Linked DNA regions of Homo sapiens: all the other regions are linked to region 3. A link is a contact called in ENCODE Hi-C or POLR2A ChIA-PET data. All regions are on one chromosome and are shown on one strand. Each heading gives the region's core, a stretch centred on a gene start or an enhancer-like site at or near the end of the contact. The rest is flanking DNA. Distances are from core to core; before and after follow the strand shown.

What was found. A loop is a pair of places that touch in the nucleus more often than their neighbours do. ChIA-PET counts read pairs that join two places held with the same protein, here RNA polymerase II (POLR2A). Pooled maps may share reads with other maps.
Region 1: a loop to region 3 is called in a pooled map, with 4 times the contacts of the local background. The contact joins the promoter of OCSTAMP here to the promoter of CD40 in region 3. A Hi-C loop is called at or near these places in 10 of 37 single-sample maps with no recorded cell type and 4 of 50 pooled maps.
Region 2: a loop to region 3 is called in a pooled map, with 7 times the contacts of the local background. The contact joins the promoter of ACOT8 here to the promoter of CD40 in region 3. A Hi-C loop is called at or near these places in 1 of 37 single-sample maps with no recorded cell type and 6 of 50 pooled maps. POLR2A ChIA-PET finds 5 or more read pairs at or near these places in 1 of 52 experiments (PC-9).

What each region holds. Positions count from the first base shown.
Region 1 is chr20:46,548,957-46,552,060 of GRCh38, forward strand. It overlaps OCSTAMP (osteoclast stimulatory transmembrane protein), which reads right to left and starts at 1,698. Exons shown (of 3, transcript NM_080721.3): 1 at 1,561-1,698. The coding sequence starts at 1,604.
Region 2 is chr20:45,855,960-45,858,725 of GRCh38, forward strand. ACOT8 (acyl-CoA thioesterase 8) reads right to left here and starts at 1,433. Exons shown (of 6, transcript NM_005469.4): 1 at 1,229-1,433. The coding sequence starts at 1,356. ZSWIM3 (zinc finger SWIM-type containing 3) reads left to right here and starts at 1,655. Exons shown (of 2, transcript NM_080752.4): 1 at 1,655-2,021. The coding sequence starts at 1,867.
Region 3 is chr20:46,116,654-46,119,734 of GRCh38, forward strand. CD40 (CD40 molecule) reads left to right here and starts at 1,661. Exons shown (of 9, transcript NM_001250.6): 1 at 1,661-1,741. The coding sequence starts at 1,691. RefSeq lists a cis regulatory region at 843-2,940, enhancers at 882-1,698, 1,464-1,523, 2,534-2,883 and a silencer at 1,440-1,659.

The DNA of each region.
Region 1 (3,104 bases), core at 448-2,947, 430 kb after region 3:
GACCACCATGTAGTATGAGTCGGCCTGGGATGAAGGCAACACAAGGAAAACAGTGTTAGGAAACAGACAGAGAGTCCCAGTGGCCTTGTTGGAGGACCTGGATCCAGAAATGCCTGAAGCCGAAATCTATGCCGGACCACACACTAGGAGATGTCTGTTTTTCTACAGGCAGTGTAAGATCAATCTGTCACTTGCAACTCAATGAGTCCTGACTAATACAGAAACCTTTGTCACAGGGCTTCTGGGACAATAAAATGAAATAATCCATGTAAAGAAGTTTACACAGGGTCTGGCACAGAAGAGGGATCCTATAAAACTGCACCACTTGTTACTCTGATGATACTTATGTCAACGATGTAAATGTTTCACTCGAGTCTCCTCTGTGCCCAGGCTCTGTGCTGACCCCTGTGGACACAAAGATGAATTAAGTCCTGGTCCCACTAAAGGAGTTCACAGTCTAATTGAGGAGACTTAAATAGACCATTAGAGTTTAAGTTCATTAACAAAGAATTCTGAGCATAGTATGCCTGGGCCTGGACTGGGGTGGGATAGATGGAGAGTGACCCAGTTTTACCTGGGAGTCAGGAAGGCTCCCTGGAAGAGGTGACATTCCAGCTGGGGGTGGAAGGACAAGTGTCAGTTTGTGGGTGAAGAAGGGAGTTGGACATCCCTGACAGAAGGAACAGCGTGTGCAAAGGTCCTGTGCTCTGACCATCGGGAAATAGGGAGTTGGGAGAACCAGAACAGTGGGAAGCTGAGATGCAGTGAGGCCTGTGGGGCTGGAGTGAAGGTCACAACCTTGAAGCCCTAAAGGCTGAATCATATGCAAATGTGCCTTATTGTGGCCCACTCTGTGTGTGTGTGTGTGTGTGTAAGCTGCCCCCATTTGGAAATAAGGAAGTTTCACATTAAAATCTGGGTTTCCAGCTTTTCTTGAGAGATAAGAAGATCTGGGTTAGAGCTCCCACCTTTGCAACAGGTAGCTGGAGCTGAGTATCCACTACCCACCTTTGACAGGGGAGCAGCCCTGCAGACTGCATCCTGCTGATCAATGAACGGGTCCGTCTGCACACCCAGGTGGCCTTCCACAGGTGCAACCCCTTCCCAGCTCCCGAAGGCATTTGAATTTGGGACTAAACACCCCCTTCTACTATATAATTAATATTTGGAACACAGTAGCTTTTGGAATAATAGCTAATAATAAAAACAATTTTAAGGATTGAAAGCCAGTCCTAAGTCATATTGGATGACAATTCCTGCACGGGGTATTGAAAATGGCAAGGAAACTAGCTGCTGTTTAGTGAGTGCTTCCTCTGAGCCAAGCAGGTGCCAAGTACTAAGCATGTGTTTTCTCATTCAATTCTGGCAACAGTCTTGTAGATGTCATTATTACTTCCATTTCACAGATGGGGAACTGAGGCTCACAGAGAACTGAGGATTTGCCTAAGGTCACATAGCCAAGGAATGGCAGAGCTGAAGATTTGGGTTCATATCCATCACCCCCAATGGCTGACTGTTTTCTCACCTGTAGCCCTCAGTGTCCAAAGTCCCCAGACCTACCCGGTCTTGACAAGTTGCTCAGCTGCTCCTGGGTGGCCTGGCATGCTGTCCAAATGGCAGTGGTTTCAGGCGGGCGGTCGCTGGCAGCTGTGGCAGGTGGAGAGGAAGTGGGGGAATCGCTGGGACTTGGGAATCCCTGCCACTTCTGCTTTTCCACTCTTTAATGAAGCTCTCCTGGCTGCCTTGTCCCGCCCTTTTCGGGGCCCACCTCCCAGAGGGTTGGGCAAGCTGCCTCATCCTCTGCCCACAAGCAAGAGCGGGTGGAAGGTGTGGGAAGAGGAAAAGACAGCCTTTTCCAAGCGATGTCTCTAATCTTGGTAGCAGGAAGGTAGAATTAGCCCCATTTTACAGAGAAGGAAACTGAGGCACAGAGAAACCATACAGCTTCCCTTTCCCTCCCACTCCATAGTTGTGTGCCCCAAGGGGAGCCTGATCCCTGCTCTTGGGACTCACAGGTGATAATCAGACCCCTGCCAAGTACTGGGAGCAGTGGCTCTGGTCTCCTTCCCCAGCCCCCTTCCTGTCTTTAGCCTGACTTGTACCTCGCTTCAAATCTCAGCTCTGTCCCTCCCTAGCTATGAGACCTTGGGCAGGTGACCTCATATCTCTCTGCTGGTTTTCTCCCCTTAAAAAAAGTTTAATGAGGCTGGGCACAGTGGCTCACATCTGTAATCCCAGCACTCTGGGAGGCTGAGGGGGGTGGATCACCTGAGGTCAGGAGTTTGAGATCAGCCTGACCAACATGGTGAAACCCTGTCTCTACTAAAAATACAAAAATTATCTGGTTTGTGGTGGTGCATACCTGTAGTTCCAGATACTCGGGAGGCTGAGGCAGGAGAATCACTTGAACCTAGGAGACAAGGTTGCAGTGAGCTGAGATCACGTCACTGCACTCCAGCCTGGGCACAGAGCGAGACTCCGTCTCAAAAAAAAATAGTTAATGAAAATAACAGTTAACATTTATTGAGCACTTACTATGTATCAGGCATTCTTCTAAACAATTTCTCTTCAAATTCACTGAACACTTACTTTGAACATCCCTTTATGGTAAAGATGTTATTTTCATTCTTCAGCTCAGAAAACTGAGACTCAGAGAGCTACGTCGCCAACCACGCCACTCAGCTATTAATGGTACTGCCGTGATTTCTAACCAGCGGGCTGGCTTCAGGGTATACCAGTTAGCCACTGGGCTCTGCTGCTGTGGAGGGGATAATTCACAGACCTCGTGATTACTTCATAGTACAGCTGGTACTGCAAATAGTAGGTACTCAATAATGTAAATTCCCCACGCACACCCTCTGCAGTTAGTGCCCTGCAGGTCTGCTTTCAGGCTGTCCTGAAAGCCAGTTCCTACCTGGAATGCAGACACCTCTCCAGCATCTCTGTACCCCATCACTCCCAGCAGGCCTCCCCTGAGCCCCCCAGGCTCCCCCTCTGTGGGATGGACCAGTAGGGGCACAGCCACTTTCCCTTATAAGGACATGTTGCCTGGGTCACTCTCAGGCCTGAAGGGGAATGTCCTGCGGCCTGGATAGGGGAAGTGA
Region 2 (2,766 bases), core at 183-2,682, 260 kb before region 3:
GTTATGAACAGCCCTCCATGACCTGGCAGGTGGCTCTCGCCTGTAATCAATCCCAGCACTTTGGGAAGCCGAGGTGGGAGGATCGCCTGAGCCCATGAGTTCAAAACCAGCCTGGGCTCCAAAGTGGGGCCTCATGTCTACTAAAAATAAAAAAGTTAGCTGGATGTGGTGGCAAGCGCTTATGGTCCCAGCTAAACGGGAGACTGAGGCAGAAGGGTCACTTGGGCCCAGGAGGTCGAGGTTGCAGTGAGCCATGTTCGTGCCACTGCACTCCAGCCTGGACAACAGGGCCAGATCTTGTCTTCAAAAACAAAAATCAAATAGCCCTCCAAGAAGTTATTTACAATTCCTTAAGTGGAAGGAAGGGAGCTCAAAGTAAGATAACTTCCAGTAAAGCCAGGAGAAGCCTTGGAGGTCAAAGCTGTTAGAAGCCTTGCTGCAGGGGGCTGGGCGCGGTGGCTCATGCCTGTAATCCTAGCACTTTGGCAGAGGTGGGCAGATTACAAGGTCAGGAGTTCGAGACCAGCCTGGCCAACACGGTGAAACCCCGTCTCTACTAAAAGAAGTTAAAAAATTAGCTGGGCTGTGGCGCGCCTGTATGTCCCAGCTAATCAGGAGGCTGAGGCAGGAGAAATGCTTGAACCCGGGAGGCGGAGGTTGCACTGAGCCGAGATCGCACCACTGCACTCCAGCCTGGGCAACAGAGCAAGACTCCGCCTCAAAGAAAGAAAGAAACCCTTGCTGCAGTCAAGAACTTCAGCGATGCTGGGAAAGAAAAAAACATGCTTAGGCCTCAGAATAAGTAATGAGAAACCAGACCCACCAAATGGTACTGGGGGCGGGATATTGTGAGAAGAAAAGGATACTGAAGACACAAGGAGCTGCGGCGTCGGTTTTAAGGCTGATCCATCAGCTGTGTGCCCTTGGGCAAATCACTGCCCTCTCTGGGCTAGCTCCCCCGTGAAGGCTTAGGGCAGGCTGCCGAGCAGGGTCTCTCAGGTCACCACTATATTTGCTCAGCTGTGCAGACCTCGCAGCGCGGAGAGGAAGGGAGGAAGCCAGAGCAGAGAGGACAGCTCTGTTGGGGGCGAGTTCTCTCCTAATCGTGGCAGAGGGTGCATCCCACGCAGAGCCATACTAGTCCCGGAGCCAGGGGCCCCGGGCGGCGGCAGTCAAGATCAAGTTTCTGCCCTAAAGGAGGGGATGCTGGGCAGGAGCTGCCGGCTACCTGAAGAGATCCTCGTCCAGCGGCTCGAGGTTGAGCACGGTCGTGACCAAGACGCTACGGAGGTCCCCAGGGGGATCGCCGCGGTCGCCACAGCCCTGCCCATCTTCTGGGGCCTGCGGGGACGACATCTAGTTCAATGCTGCAGGCCCTGCACACCCGCTCCGCGGAAGACGCGGAGACATACACAGAACCTGACTCTTCCGGCAGATTGCCCTAGTAACCGGAAGTCTCCTGCAGACCCCGGGAAGGAGGAATCTAGGTTATGATTGGTCAGGACTCCTGTCAGTCCGCTGGTGGCTGTGGCCCTCTTTCTCTAGCAATTGGAGAAAATGAATGCCAATCTGCGAATCCTGTGTGTGACTGGATATGTCGCTGAGGAGGCGGAACCTCGGGACTGGATAATATGGACTGAGTGTCATTTCCCCTGTCAGATAGCAAATACACCCCCTTCCTCTTGTAACCCGGTCAGGCCTAGGGTTCCTCCCTGAGTTCCAGAATAGGCCACCCAGTTGGGGCGGACCCTTAAGGCATTCTGGGCCCACGCCTGCCTATAAACCCTCATAGTGTGACCTTTGACCCCTGGTGTGATCTTGGGCCCGGGCTGGGACCAGCCCCTAGTGTGGGTTGTGGGGGCGGCCATGGAGCTGGGCAGCTGCTTCAAGACCTATGAGGACTTCAAGGAGTGCTTCAGCGCCTACAAAAGGGAGAACAGGTGCTCCTTCATTCTCAGGGACTGCGTCTCCGTCCGCTTCCACAACCTCAACCATGGCACCTCCATCCGCGAAGACATCCTGTAAGGGCGGGCGGGGCGGGGCGGGCCAAGAGGGTGGGGAGGAGGCTGGACCTCCGGAGGGCTGCCTGGAGGAGGAGGGGTGCATAGGCACGCATTGGGCTGCGTGGCCATTCATTCAACAGGCACTCATTGAGCACCTGCTGTGTGCCTTGTGAAGAGAGCTAAGCCTCCACGGCCATTGGTTTTTGACCACCCACTCCACTTTCACTCCATTCACAGGCTTTTCTGGAATTTATAACTGCAGTTTCTCCCATTGTTTTGAGCAGCTGCAGCAACCCAAATACAAAGTATGGCTTTCATAAACGGATAAAAACACCTTGGCGATAATTTCCTTCATCAGTCTCCTCTTTACAAAACAGTCACATGGTCGTTGGAATGTTCGTTCATTCATTCATTCAGTTTTTAGTTCTTATATATTTGTTGAAACAGGGTCTCACTCTGTCCCCCAGGCTGGAGTGCAGTGGCACAATCAGCTCACTGAGCCTTCAACTGCTGGGCTCAAGCGATCCTCCCACCTCAGCCTCTCAAGTAGTTGGAACTGGAGGTGCACGCCACCATGCCTGGCTAATTATTTGATTTTGTACAGACTGGGTCTTGTTATGTTGGCTAGGCTGTTCCCAGACTCCTGGACTAAGCGATCTTTCGGCGTCTCAAAGTGTTAGGATTACAGGCATGAGCCACTATGCCTGGTCTATTCATTCATTTTGTAAATGGTTTTTGAGCTCCTTATATTAACCGTTTTCAA
Region 3 (3,081 bases), core at 411-2,910:
CAAAAATTAGCTGGGCGTGGTGGCGCCAGCCTGTAATCCCAGCTACTCGGGAGGCTGAGGCAGGAGAATTGCTTGAACCCAGGAGGCAGAGGTTGCAGTGAGCCGAGATCATGCCACTGCACTCCAGCCTGGGCAACAGAATGAGACTCTGTCAAAAAAAACCCAAAAACCAAAAACCAAACAAACACCCAAAAAACAAAACGAAACAAAAAACAAAAAAACAAAAGCACGTCTTCAGAGTTCATGAACCCAGGAAATGTAGGCACAAGTGTGTGTGTTTCTGCAAAATGAGAGGGTCCCGAGTTTCCTAACATACTTAAAGTGTTTTATGATGCCACAAAAGGCTGGCCCACTCTTTTTTTTTTTTTGAGATGGAGTTTTGCACTGTCGCCCAGGCTGAAGTGCAGTGATGTAATCATTGCAATCATGGCTCACTGCAACCTTGACTTCTTGAGCTCAAGCGATCCTCCTGCCTCAGCCTCCTGAGTAGCTGGGACTACAGGTGTTTGCCACCATGCCTGGCTAACTTAAAAATTTCTTTATTTTGTAGAGATGGGGGTCTTGCCATGTTGCCAGGCTGGTCTTGAACTCCTGGCCTCAAGCAATCTCCCTTTTTGGCCTTCCAAAGTGTTAGATTACAGGCGTAAGCCACCGCGCCTGGCCCCCACCTTTATTTTTATTTTTATTTATTATTTATTTTTTTTTTTTTTGAGACTGAGTCTTGCTCTGCCTTCGAGGCTGGAGTGCAGTGGCACGATCTCGGCTCATTGCAATCTCTGCCTCTGCGGTTCAAGCGATTCTCCTGCCTCAGCCTCCCGAGTAGCTGGGATTACAGGCGAACGCCACTACATCCGGTTAATTTTTGTATTTTTAGTAGAGACGGAGTTTCACTATGTTGGCCAGGTTGGTCTCGAACTCCTGACCTCAAGTGATCTGCCCGCCTCGGCCTCCTAAAGTGCTGGATTACAGGCGTGAGCCACCGCGCCCGGCCCCACTCTTAATAAATGCCTGTCTCCAGGTGCTGGGTGGGAGGTGGGATGGAATGGAATGAGGTGAGGACGCATGGATGCATGGATGAATGGATGGGAAGTTGAGACGACGCGCCCACACGAGGGAATTTCCTTTGAAAGAGAGCGAAATTCTGAGTTGGGAAACTCTTCCTTGAAACGCCTCCCCATACCCCAGCTGTGGCCTTCCCGTTTTCTGCGTGGTGGTGTGGGGGGAACTTCCTCAGGCCTCTCCGCAGTGGAGCCTCTTTCGGTTCTGCCAGGATACCTAGAGGCAGCGGAGAGCGGGGCAGGGAGGGGAAAACCGTGAGGGTCCCTGTGGCAGGCCCCAGCACCCATGGGATCTCTCTCCGGTCGCAGGAAGCAGGCTAGCTCCTAGCCCGCCTCGGCTTGGCCTTTGTGGGACCTGGGGGCAAAGAAGAAGAGCTGTCTCTGGGACCATGCCTCCTCCCGTACACAGCAAGATGCGTCCCTAAACTCCCGGGGGAATTAGACTTGTGGGAATGTTCTGGGGAAACTCCTGCGCGGTGAATTGCTGGGGGCTCCGCCCCCCCGATAGGTGGACCGCGATTGGTCTTTGAAGACCCCGCCCCTTTCCTGGGCGGGGCCAAGGCTGGGGCAGGGGAGTCAGCAGAGGCCTCGCTCGGGCGCCCAGTGGTCCTGCCGCCTGGTCTCACCTCGCTATGGTTCGTCTGCCTCTGCAGTGCGTCCTCTGGGGCTGCTTGCTGACCGCTGTGAGTTGTTTTTGCCCCGACCAGACGGGAGTTGGGAGTGGGGAATGAGAAGGAAAGGGAAGGAAGACTTCGGGGAAGAGGCCTTCCTGGCTGATTTTTGTGGGGGCAGGAGGGTGGGTGGGAGCTGGGCAAGGTGCCCCCGCTCCTGGCTGAATGGGGTGGGCTGCCTCTCTCTTCTCCCGGGCTGGGGTCCCGGGAGCGGCCTACAGGGGCCGCTCAGGGAAGGCACTGGCTGCCCAAGCGTGCCTAGACGGCCTGGACGGGTTTAGGGAGCCTCAGAGGCTGGCCACACAGAGACTGGTAGGGGGTTCAGAGGGCGGGAAGTGAGGCGGACCAAGGGAAGGGGCGGGTCTGGCCCGTTTCCTGTCCCCTTCTTATTGTGGACAGATGCCAGCCTCTGTAAGTAGTTATCATCTCCTTGCCAGCTGGGGCTGCCTTCTTCCAGGGCATCTTGTGGGAACAAGAGATGGGTGCAGAGGCCCAGGTACTTTTGTGAGAAGGCAAGGAGCTTTTAACATCGCCTTCCACCCCGAACCGTATCTTGGGTGTTCCAACCTAGGAGGAATCCCCAGGGCTTTGCCTTTTTCTCCTGAATTTAAGATGACATAGGAGACCCCTGGGGAGATGAACAGTTTATGGGACACAATAAAGGGTTAGGAGACCAGAGTTCTGGTTGGCTCTGACAGGGCTGGTGATCAGAGGGCTGGAGAAACCAGGGGTTTCTCCAGGCACCAGAGGGGCTCAGAGCCAACCAAGCATATCTCCGGGATTTTCAGAAGCCTACACTTGACTCACTTTTTGTTTAAATGTATTTTTGTAGTTCCTCATTCTGGAGGCTGGGAATCCCCCAAGTACCTGGCTCCTTCATCCCAGCCCCTCTGGCCTCCCCCTACTTTAGAGGGCTGTAGATTCCTGCCTGAAGCCTGGGCAGGAATGACCCATGGTATCAAGGAAAGCAAGGGAAGCAGCAAGGGAAGAGAGGGAGTGGGGAGGCTGCTTTGGTCCCACAGCTTTCACTTTCACCTGAAGCAATGGCTCTTAGGGAACAGGGAGGCAGGGGGAGGGCGGAGCTGGAAAGAGGTAAAGGGGGGCCCTTGTGGTAGGAGTGGAGAAAGAGCCAGAGGAGGTGGGGTGAAGGGTGTGATCCAGGCTTCTCAAGAGCAGAGTTTGCCCTCATAACTCCCAACTTTGGCTCCAGGTAGAGGCTGGGCTGTGACAACAATGTCAGAAGCTATCTATTGAGGGCTTCTTGTGTGTCAGGCTCTGAGCCAAACACTGCCTGTTTTCTTTGTCTGATTTCTCACAACTCCCCCATTATACAGATGGGCAAATTGAGGCTC